Linked DNA regions of Homo sapiens: region 1 is linked to region 2. A link is an interaction called in ENCODE POLR2A ChIA-PET data of the cell type or tissue named here. Cell type or tissue: GM12878. All regions are shown on one strand. Links, peaks and the distances in the headings refer to the core of each region. The heading gives the core; the rest is flanking DNA. Region 1 overlaps ZNFX1 (zinc finger NFX1-type containing 1). Region 2 overlaps PTPN1 (protein tyrosine phosphatase non-receptor type 1).

Evidence for each region. ChIA-PET counts read pairs that join two places held together with the same protein. Peaks named below come from ENCODE experiments on the same cell type or tissue, not always from the same donor. Only the 100,000 strongest peaks of a DNase experiment are listed, where the experiment ranks them.
Region 1: POLR2A ChIA-PET joins it to region 2 with 6 read pairs; 2 of 35 experiments call an interaction of 5 or more read pairs at or near these places.

The regions. Positions count from the first base shown.
Region 1 is chr20:49,264,249-49,269,633 of GRCh38, reverse strand. ZNFX1 (zinc finger NFX1-type containing 1) reads left to right here. Exons shown (of 14, transcript NM_021035.3): 4 at 3,368-3,499; 5 at 4,770-4,918. Among named protein-coding and RNA genes, the nearest start is that of ZNFX1, 11 kb to the left of the region's middle. In GM12878, for the core only: no CTCF peak of the experiment used is centred there; no DNase peak of the experiment used is centred there; H3K4me3 peaks cover 2,367 bases; H3K27ac peaks cover 1,157 bases.
Region 2 is chr20:50,516,528-50,521,912 of GRCh38, reverse strand. All of the region lies in intron 1 of PTPN1 (protein tyrosine phosphatase non-receptor type 1), which reads right to left. Among named protein-coding and RNA genes, the nearest start is that of PTPN1, 8.8 kb to the right of the region's middle. RefSeq lists a silencer at 1,238-1,287. In GM12878, for the core only: no CTCF peak of the experiment used is centred there; DNase peaks (open chromatin) are centred at 1,192 and 2,252; H3K4me3 peaks cover 4,064 bases; H3K27ac peaks cover 4,831 bases.

The DNA.
Region 1 (5,385 bases), core at 235-5,234, 1.3 Mb after region 2:
TTCCGGCTCACTGCGACCTCTGCCTCCTGGGTTCAAGCAATTCTCCTGCCTCAGCCTCCCAAGTAGCTGGGATTATAGGCATGCACCACCACGCCCAGCTAATTTTGTATTTTTAGTAGAGACAGGGTTTCACCATGTTAGACAGGCTGATCTCGAACTCCCGACCTCAGGTGATCCACCTGCCTTGGCCTCCCAAAGTGCTGGGATTACAGGTGTGAGCCGCTGCACTCAGCCCTTGATAGGTAGTTTTTAGATCCTCACCCTCCTCCCACTCTATCCTGAAGTAGGCCCTGGTGTCTGTTCCCTTCTTTGTGTCCATGTGTATTCAATGTTTAGCTCCCACTTATGAGTGAGAACATGTGGTATTTAATTTTCTGTTCCTGCATTAATTTGCTTTGGAGAATGGCCTCCAACTCCATCCACTTTGCTGCAAAGGACATGATTTTCTTCTTTTTCATAGCTGCATAGTATTCCGTGGTGTATATATGCCACATTTTCTTTATTCAGTCCACCATTGTTGGGCATCTAGGTTGAGTCCATATCTTTGCTATTGTGAATAGTGCTACAATGAACATGCATATGCATGTGTCTTTATGGGAGAATGATTTATATTCCTTCCCATTATATACCCAATAATGGGACTGCTAGGTCAAATGGCATTTCTGTTTTAAGCTGTTTGAGAAATCTCCAAACTACTTTCCACAGTGGCTGAACTAATGTACATTCCCACCAGCAGTGTATAAACTTTCCCTTTGCTCTGCAACCTCACTAGCATCTGTTATTTTTTGACTTTTTTTTGACTGTTTATTAATAGCCATTCTGACTAGTGTGAGATGGAATCTCATTGTGGTTTTGATTTGCATTTCTCTAATGATTAGTGATGTTGATGTTGAGCATTTTTTTCCTCTGCTTGTTGGCCATGTGTATGTCTTCTTTTGAGAAGTGTCTGTTCATGTCCTTTGCTCATTTTTTAATGGGGTTGTTTAATTGCAGATATTAGACCTTAGATGGATCCAGAGTTTGCAAATATTTTGTCTCATTTTGTAGGTTGTCTGTTTATTCTGTTGATAGTTTCTTTTGCTGTACAGAAGCTCTTTAGTTTAATTAGGTACCACTTGTCAATTTTTGGTTTTGTTGCAATAGAATGTTTAGTTAATAACATTCCTCCCGAAATGGGCATAAAATTTGTTTATAAAGTAGCTGCTCATAGGGATTTTCCAATAGGAACCCATTGTCATGCATAGTAATAGATACAAGATTGCTAGAGGTCAAATGTAGTGAGATGTGTGATTTCTGCTTTATATAATTGGTTCAATTTTATATTATTTTAAATTAAATAGTATCAAATATATAATAGCACTATGTGTGAAGCAACATTTTACTTACTTTACATACCTTAACTAATTGCATCCTCACAACCTTGTGAAATAGAAGCCATTACTAAAACCATTATACAGTTGGTCAGGCACGGTGGCTCACACCTGTAATCCCAGCACTTTGGGAGGCTGAGGCGGGTGGATCACAAGGTCAGGAGATCAAGACCATCCTGGCTAACACGACGAAACCCTGTCTCTACTAAAAAATATAAAAAAATTAGCCGGGCATGGTGGCAGGCGCCTGTAGTCCCAGCTACTCGGGAGGCTGAGGCAGGAGAATGGCGTGAACCCAGGAGGCGGAGCTTGCAGTGAGCTGAGATCGCTCCACTGCACTCTAGCCTGGGCAACAGAGCAAGACTCCACCTCAAAAAAAAAAACAAAACTGTTATACGGATGAAGAAAGCTAAGGCAAAGAAGGGTTAAATAACCTCTTAAGAGGTGGGAAGTATGTACTGAAGCTCACACAAATGTTAAGTGACAAGTTTAGGAATTGAATTCAGGCAGTCTAGCTGTAGAATCCTGGCTCCTATCTGCCACATTGTACTTGTCGTGGAACTATACCTTCCCATACCTTTCTCCCCAGGTGCCACTCTCTAATTCTACTCTGGGGTCATAACTATTATTAGAAGTGGGAATTTACATTAACAGTTAAAATAGCTACTGCTAAATTACTCTCCGAAAGGAAGTACCAAAAGAAAACAAAACCCCAAACAGGAAGAAGTCTTTAAAAAACACCAATGAAGTAATGGCAACTCATGATTTAAAAAAAAAAAAAAAAAACTTTATGTAACAAAGCTGGACGTCTTGACGAGTACCTGTAGTACCAAGTACTTGGGAGGCTGAGATGGGAGGATCCCTTGAAAACAGGTGTTCAGGCTGCAGTACACATAGCCCCTGCACTCCAGTCTGGACAACATAGGGCCTTAAAAAAGAAGGAAGAAATTGTTACTTATCCTGCTGTAGTGAAATCTTTGATTATCTTATATCACTCCCTCCCTCAACTTTGAGATTTTTGAGGACAGTGTCTACCTTACCAGCCTGACACAATGTAAGAATTTAGCAGGCCAGGCATGGTGGCTCACGCCTGTAATCCCAGCACTTTGGGAGGCCAAGGCGGACAGATCACAAGGGTCAAGAGATCAAGACCATCCTGCCCAACATGGTGAAACCCCATCTATACTAAAAATACAAAAATTAGCTGGGCATGGTGGCATGCGCCTGTGGTCCCAGCTACTTGGGAGGCTGAGGCAGGAGAATCACTTGAACCCGGGAGGCAGAGGTTGCGGTGAGCCAAGATCACACCATTGCATTCCAGCCTGGGCAACAAGAGCGAAACTCCATCTCAAACAAAAAGAGAGAATTTAGCAGTTTTTAGCCTAATTAATTAATTAATGGCCATTTACTAATGAGCCTATAACTCTTATTCCAATGTTGATTTCTACAAGTTTTCCCCTCCCATCACAAAAGCAAATCTACCATGTATATAAAAAGTATTTCTAATTTGCCACAAGATTGGAAACAATATATACAGCATCAATAGAAAACTGGCTAAAAAATACCTTAACAGCTGTAAAAAGGAAAGGGGGGGGTGGGGGGGATGGGATTCTCCTATGTATTGATAGAGAATGACCTTCAAGATACATTAAGTGAAAAAAATCAAGATGTAGAATGGTAAAAATTGTCTGTTACTATTCATATTTTAAGGAGAAAAGGGGAAGTCTAGAAAAAGAATACACATTTGTATTGTTTGTATATGCGTGGATATACTGTCTCTGTAAAGTTACAAAAGAAACTGGTAACATTGGTTGCTTCCACCCAGAGAACTGGGTGACAGAGTGCAAGAGGGACTTTTCACAATATACAATGTACGCTTCTTAGATTTTAAACTATCTTAATGTATTATATTAAATTTAAAAAAAGATTTTGCTCTGAGTAATTACTTTATTTAGAAAATGTCTAAATTGTTAAATTCCTTTTTCCTTATTTTCTAGGCAAAACCTATGTGGGTCTAAAAATTGTTCAGGCCCTCCTAACCAACGAGTCTGTTTGGCAAATTAGCCTCCAGAAGTTCCCCATCTTGGTTGTGTGTTATACTAATCATGCTTTGGACCAGTTTCTGGAAGGTAATACTTATAGGCAAATTTGTTCTCTATCAAGATGTTGATGATTGAACCATCAGCAACTTCAGTAGCTTTCTATTGCTCTTCAAACAAAGTCAACAGTCCTTATCATTACTTACATGGCCGTTTGTGATCTGTCCCAGCTGGACTGTGAACCACAGCTCCTACTTCTTAACCTTGTTCTCCCTAACTCCAGCAACACTGGTTATCTTCAGTTCCTTGAAAGCCTCTACGTCCTCCATTGGCCCATGCCATCCTCTGGCCTGGAATAGTTTTTTCCCTCTCCATCTTGAGCTTATTCAACCTGGCCCTACTCAACCTGGCCCTACTCATTCTTCTGGTCCCACTTTAAATCTCTCTTCTCAGGTGGACTTTTTCTATAGCCCCAAAGTGAAGTCTCTTTTGCATTTTTTATTTTTTTATAATCTATTTTATGTATCGCTACCCTAGATGAGGATTGGTCCTTTTCTTGCTGTATTCACATATCCTGGCACATATTAGGCACTCAAAAAATACTAAATAACATTAATGGATGAATAAATATATGCTTTTCCTTTATTTTTATTCTTCTATACCTCCCTTTCACCTAGATAAATCTTTATTCTTAGAGTCTGAGTTTAAATATTAGATTCTTAAAAATAGATCCCTACCCCACCCAGACTAGGTAATGTCCCCTGCTACCAGTACTCACTACATTTATTGCTGCCGTATTAATTATTTAATGAGTAACTTCCTGCCAGAGACAAAGAAATGATAACAAATCAGAAACTGGGCCTATGTTTCTACTGCTATATCTTCAGAACTTGGCACATGCCTAAAACATATGAGCAATCAGTAAATCTGCAGAGTGAAAAATATGTAACATATCCTGGGTGCTTGCTTTGTGCTGGGCCCTAGCTAGGAGCTTTAAAGATTTTCTTTCATTTATCCAGACTGTAGCCCTATATGGGAGATATTGCCATCTCTAAATCACAGACAGAGAAACTGAGACTCAAGTCACTTGCCCCAGGTTACACAGCAATAAGTGGTAGAGCTAAGAGTTGGATCCCTAGTTGTCTGATTCCAGAACCTGTACTCTTTAAGTGCTACACTTTACTGCTCTGCAGGTCACATCTTCTCGGGGACCTTCTCACTCATTAATGGGGTAAATTTCCTTTAAGCACAAGTTTATTCTCTAAGGGACCAGACTAGATCCCAAATACACACAGCTCTCACCTGAGAGAACCTAGCATAAGCTCCTCTCAACCCTGCCATGCTCCACTTTGTTCCACAGGCATCTACAATTGTCAGAAGACCAGCATTGTGCGGGTGGGTGGAAGGAGCAACAGTGAAATCCTGAAGCAGTTCACCCTAAGGGAGCTGAGGAACAAGCGGGAATTCCGCCGCAACCTCCCCATGCACCTCCGAAGGGCCTACATGAGTGTAAGTCCCAGCTCTGAAATATCTGGGGTAGTTCAAGAGGGACCTAAACAAGATAGCAGTGGCTTTCTGGGTAGGCAGCCCAGGGTAGATTTGGAGGCTCCTCAAAGCTCTGGAGGACCCAGGTTCCTTTCAGCATTCTATTCTGCCAATCCCTTGGTATGACCTTTGCCTTCACAATCCAAGATGGAGAAAAGACAAGGAAACACTGCCCATCCCCACCCTACCTTAACGCTCCTTCCCCCATACCACCCACAGCACCTCTGTGTACAGCCAACTGACCAGGGAAATGTCATCTTTTAGCTGGGCAGCAATGTGCCCAGTCAAAAATCTGAGTTCTTATTACTAAGGAAAAGAGAGAGAACAGATATTGTGAGCCTTGAAGTCTCTCCCACAGTATTCTTGGCCTGTTTGTTTTTCTGTTGTGTAGGTTGAGCATCTCAAATTGGAAAATCCAAATCCAAAACTTT
Region 2 (5,385 bases), core at 69-5,068:
ACTGTGGGACTGTGGTAAACTCTGCAACGCACACATGTACATCCAAAAGGAGTTGTGTCCCTCAGTCCAGCAGACCACTGCCAGTGTAAGCTCAGACGGTGTGATTTTCAGATTTTTCAAGAGAGGCCAGAATCCAGAGTTGCATGTCATTTCTCCTGATTCATTTATAAACAATGGCACAAATTAAACTCTTCTCTTTTTTAAAAAGCATTGCGTGAAGCAAGCAAAATATGACTGTGGGTGGCCAATTTGTGACATCTAGGAAAGAGGTTAGAAAACTAGGCAAAGGTCAAAAACTACAAACTCTCTCCTCCTATGTCCTAATAAATCGGGGAGGCTTAGCACAATCCCCTGTCTCTCTTCACAGCCATGTATGTGGAAGCTGAAGCAGTGGCCACACTGCCATAGTGCTATTGTGAAGCTGAATCCAGGACACAGGAGAAGACTGAGGGTCTGGGACCTCATTGTCCTCCTGAAACATTTCCTGCTGTTATAGACCAATTGACAGTATATAATAAACAGCATTGCATGTAAAGGACTTTGCACAGTGCCTGAGGCACAACACAGAATTCAATAAATGTTAGCTATTAGTGGGTTTTATCCTGAACAAGGGTAGAACATGCAGCAGACTGTTTCTCTCTCAAATGGAAGATTTTTTAGTCCAATTACAAAATCCAACATTCCTCTTTAGACAAAAGAAGAATTTCAAAAGGAACTACATTCATCCATGTGGCATTCAGGAATTTTAAAATATAATGTGACTTATGCCCCCACAGGGCATTTTATTATTTTTAAGGAAATAATGGGTTTTTTTCAAGTTTTAATTTGAGTTAATATGAAATTTTAAAGTTCTGTCCCACTTTTAGATTAGGGGGATCAGGCACAGCCATATAATGCTACCATATCTAGCATGAGTAAGGCATGAAGCCCCAATTTTTCCAGAAAGATCACCCCACCCTCTGGTCTTCTCCTGTGACCATGTCTTTGTAGAAAGTTACATCTAGGTAATGCTATATGGCTGTCTAGTCTAGTCTAATGACTACATTTTACAGATCCTGTATGCAACTCCTCAAAATCCCACAACAGTCAAAGGCAGAGTCAGAACCCAAACCCAAGTCTTCTTCTTCCTGAGTCGTCTTCTTCCATGACCTCACATGTCCCCTCCTGTGAGTGCACATGCTCAGGGTGGCTGCTTCAGGGGAGCAGGGCAGCTTGAGACTAAAGCTCTGAAACACAACTGTTCTGTGTGAAACTAACCAGTACTGGAGACAGATACAGGCACCTACCCTTAGGAGCAAAATGTTCTATCAAGCAAGGGCACAGGCTGGGGAAGGTTTCCTATACACAGCCCAGCAAAGCCTTGCTTCAGTACATTGCAGGCGTGGTCATAATCTTTTACAAATCCTCTAATATCAACTGTGCCTTTTTAACCACTAGCTTGGAACAAGAATTTCATACCTGTATGAAAGAATATAATTTACTTGCTGGAAAAGTAGAAGTGTCACAAAGCAAAGAAATCACTTAATTTTTTTTTTTTTTTTGAGACAGAGTTTCACTCTTGTCCCCCAGGCTGTAGTGCAATGGTATGATCTCGGCTCAATGCAACCTCCGCCTCCCAGATTCAAGCGATTCTCCTGCCTCAGCCTCCTGAGTAGCTGGGATTACAGGCATGTACCACCACGCTCGGCTAATTTTGTATTTTTAGTAGAGACAGGGTTTCACCATGTTGGTCAGGCTGGTCCTGAACTCCGGACCTCAAGTGATCCACCCACCTCGGCCTCCCAAAGTGCTGGGATTACAGGCGTGAGCCACCATGCCCGGCCGGAATCAAAGATTTTTAAATACTGTCACTATGCTTCCAACTGTCCAACTTCCAAAGTACTGAGAAAATATTTTTTGAAATGTAGCCAAGTATAGAATATAGACTGTGTCCTACATTCAAAAGTTGTCTTTCTAGAAAGCATGTTTTAATGGCAAAGGATACAAAGCAAGCTGTAAAAAGAGACTAAAATTAGCTCAAACCACAAATAACCTAACATACTTATCACTTCCTTATGATCAACCTACAAAAATCAAACTTTAAAGGCACTTACAAAACTAAAGGTGGGAGGCCAACTGCACCCTTTAACTTCGCTATACCTTTCCTCCTTCTAACATGGACCCTGGCACATAAACACTGCCAAACGATGACACTGTGTTAACGTGAAGGCAAGCACCAGGGAAACTACGGGAGCACAGTTTTGCCCTGTAAATAAAACAGCATGTACCATGCAGTTCTTAAGTGGTTAGAAGGGTAACTACCTCCTCAAACTGAAGATGGGAAATGCAGATGAAGGCCCACACCCATCTTCAGCTGCATTTCACAGACAGCTAAGGACATACCACGCTCCCACTTCAAACAAAATATTCTTCCATCTTCTAAAGCCATCTATTTCCTACTTTCAAAAGCAACATCTTCCAAATCTATTGGGAAACCAAAAGTTTGTTACCATTCGAGTAGTGGAACAAGTTGCAAAATGAGGTTTAGTTGACAAATATGTATTCATGGGTAAAAAAAAGGCACTGGGTTTGTTAAACTACATCTACTTTTTCAGTGATTCTCTCTCTGAGTGTATTAACTATGTCTGATAAGTTTTGTGATAAATTTTTTGGAGAAACTTCAAGCTCACAAAGGATGAAAACAAGTGGTTAAGGATGAGTACAGAACCTACCAATACCACTGTGCACACTCCAATACTGTTACTCAAACTTTCAAAAGCATTTTCATTAGCAGGTAGAGAAATAGGGGCAAGTAGCAGACCTGGGTAGTTATTTGTGGTGTGAACAGACCAAACAAAATACTGATAATGGCACTAATATTCCTAAGATTTATTCAAGAAAAACTGTCAGTAAGACATGAAGGAATATTTAGAAATGCTCAGAAATGACACCATGATAGGTACATAAAGGGCCCATTGAAACCCAGCATTCTAGGGATGTGGATTCTCAAGGAATATTCAAGAGCAACCTTTAGGTGTGGCTAAACCAGGTTGTATTCTGGGGACTGCTCCAAAAATTTGGTTTTATGCTTGTATAAACCTGATGTAGCTTAATGTAACTTTCTGATCTTGGCCCCATTCTGCCTCACCCCACCTCGGAGCATGATCCTTAACACTATGGCAACAGGGAGGTGGCGTCCAGGTAGTAGAGAACAATAAGAGTAATGCTCTTAATTCAAAAGTGCTGTCAAGATACAGTTCAGTTCAGAGTAAAAACAACAAAGCAAAACAATGACAACAACAACAACAAACCAAAAAATGACATATTCTCTCCCTGCCCCGAAAAAAAAATTCACTGGGTACCTTCTTAGAGGCCTCTTTTCTCTGTGCAAAAGTTAGCCACAAAAATATTTATGACTCAGTGAAGGCGTATTTTCCCTTTATCCTTACAGAAGCAAACTAAGCCCTGACTATTTGAAAAGTGAAACAGTAGTTAACAGCGACAAATGTTCAAACATCAAGGAGAGTTAAAGCTAATTTACCATGTTATGCTAAATGCAGTTTGCTTATTTGTTCTCTTGAGTGAAGTTATATTCAGAAGTGACTTCATCCTTAGACATTTTTAAGTAACTCACGTTCTTAAGAGAACTCTATTTGGAATAATTACTTGATGTTCACTTTCCTGTAAGAAATTCGCAATAGTGTACAATCCTGTAACCGGGGCCCATCTGGATAAAAATTAGCTAAGCTGTTTGCTGTAATGTAACGTAGTGACTTTTAAGTAAGATTCTGCAAAAGGAAGAGAAGTGCCAATAAAAGATCCATTAAGAAAGGAAAAAAGTCGAAAAACGTTTCTTAACAGAGACAAGGGAAGAGTTTTCCTTTTCTAATCACTAAGAAATTTTTAAAAATTATTTTGAAAGCCTAGTTTTGCTATGCTCATCTTATCTTTGCAAGTGATGTTGCTCACCCACAAAAGCCACAAACACAGCCGAGGCTTCCTTCTTCATCTGTAAAAGTAAAATATACCTCAGTCTCTAGGAAGAAACATCTGAAAAGTAAAGAGAAGGAGACAGGGACACAAGCCTACTTGGGACCCAAAACTTTACTTCAAGTGGTTAATCCTCAAGAAGGATTTAGAATTTCCCAGCACTAGATTCAGAGTAGTAAAGAATACGTTTATTTCCCAGAGAAAATGCAGACCTTAAGTGTCCCTTTGCCATGTTTACTCTGAGTCCATATTACAGAGCTGACTTCAGAGCACTAATTCTATCTAATTACCATAGGGTATCCATAAAACCTTACTGCCTTAGTAAAACCATAAGCACTCAGTAAATCGAACGATGTCATACGTTTTTCTCTTAAAAAAAGGGCTGGGCCGGGCACAGTGGCTCACACCTGTAATCCCAACACTTTGGGAGCCTGAGGCAGACAGATGGCTTAAGCCCAGGAGTTCAAGACCAGCCTGGGCAACACAGCAAAATCCCATCTCTACTCCAAAAAAATACAAAAATTAGCTGGGCGTGATGGCACATGCCTGTAGTCTCAGCTACTTGGGAGCCTGAGGTGGGAGGATCACTTGAGCCCAGGAGGTGGAGGTTGCAGTGAGCCAAGATTGTGCCACTGCACTCCAGCCTGGACGACACAGCAAGACCCCATCTCAAAAAAAATATTAAAAAAATAAACTTTAAAAGGACTGAAAATCATTTATAAGTACTTGGTATTATTTTATTTGTAGTAGTGTGACTTGTACCAAAGCCCAGAGATCAATAGATTTGATGGCTACAGTTTTCTTTGGCTGTTTCAGGGCAGGAGGGAATCTTCCATGTGAAATGGTCTTATTTTCAGTTTTCATACAATCAAAATTTACAAGCTGTCAGCAAGATACTCATGATTATGTCAAGCTGCTTTGAAAAAGGAGAGGGCAGCAGCTATTAAACTCTAAAGACCATTTCTACACAAAGTAAAGCATTATTTCTAAAATGCTGGAGACTTAGGTACTTTCTTCTCAAATATGGCAGATGTGTAAACTATCATATTATTCAAATGAAACTTAGACCAGATGTAGGTTTCTTCCTAAAATTACAACATAAAGGGCAACTATTCTTTGCATACCTAGTTAGGGTTGAAGCTTTCGTAAATTCTCAAGAATCAGTTCCTCTATCTTTTACAGGAAAAGCCACCCAATTGCTACTTGAGAGAAAAACTGCAAAAGCATAGCGTACGTGTCAGGGCTACTCATTTTCCACATTACCAAGTCAAATGAACTCTATTTATCAAAAACATTTCATGCCCCTCGGGAAAAAACACCCCATTCTTTTGAGTTGTTAACTATACTCACAAAGCTCCTATAAACTTTTGAGCCTAATAGTACCCAACCACACCTTACAAAACTGAGTAACTGCTG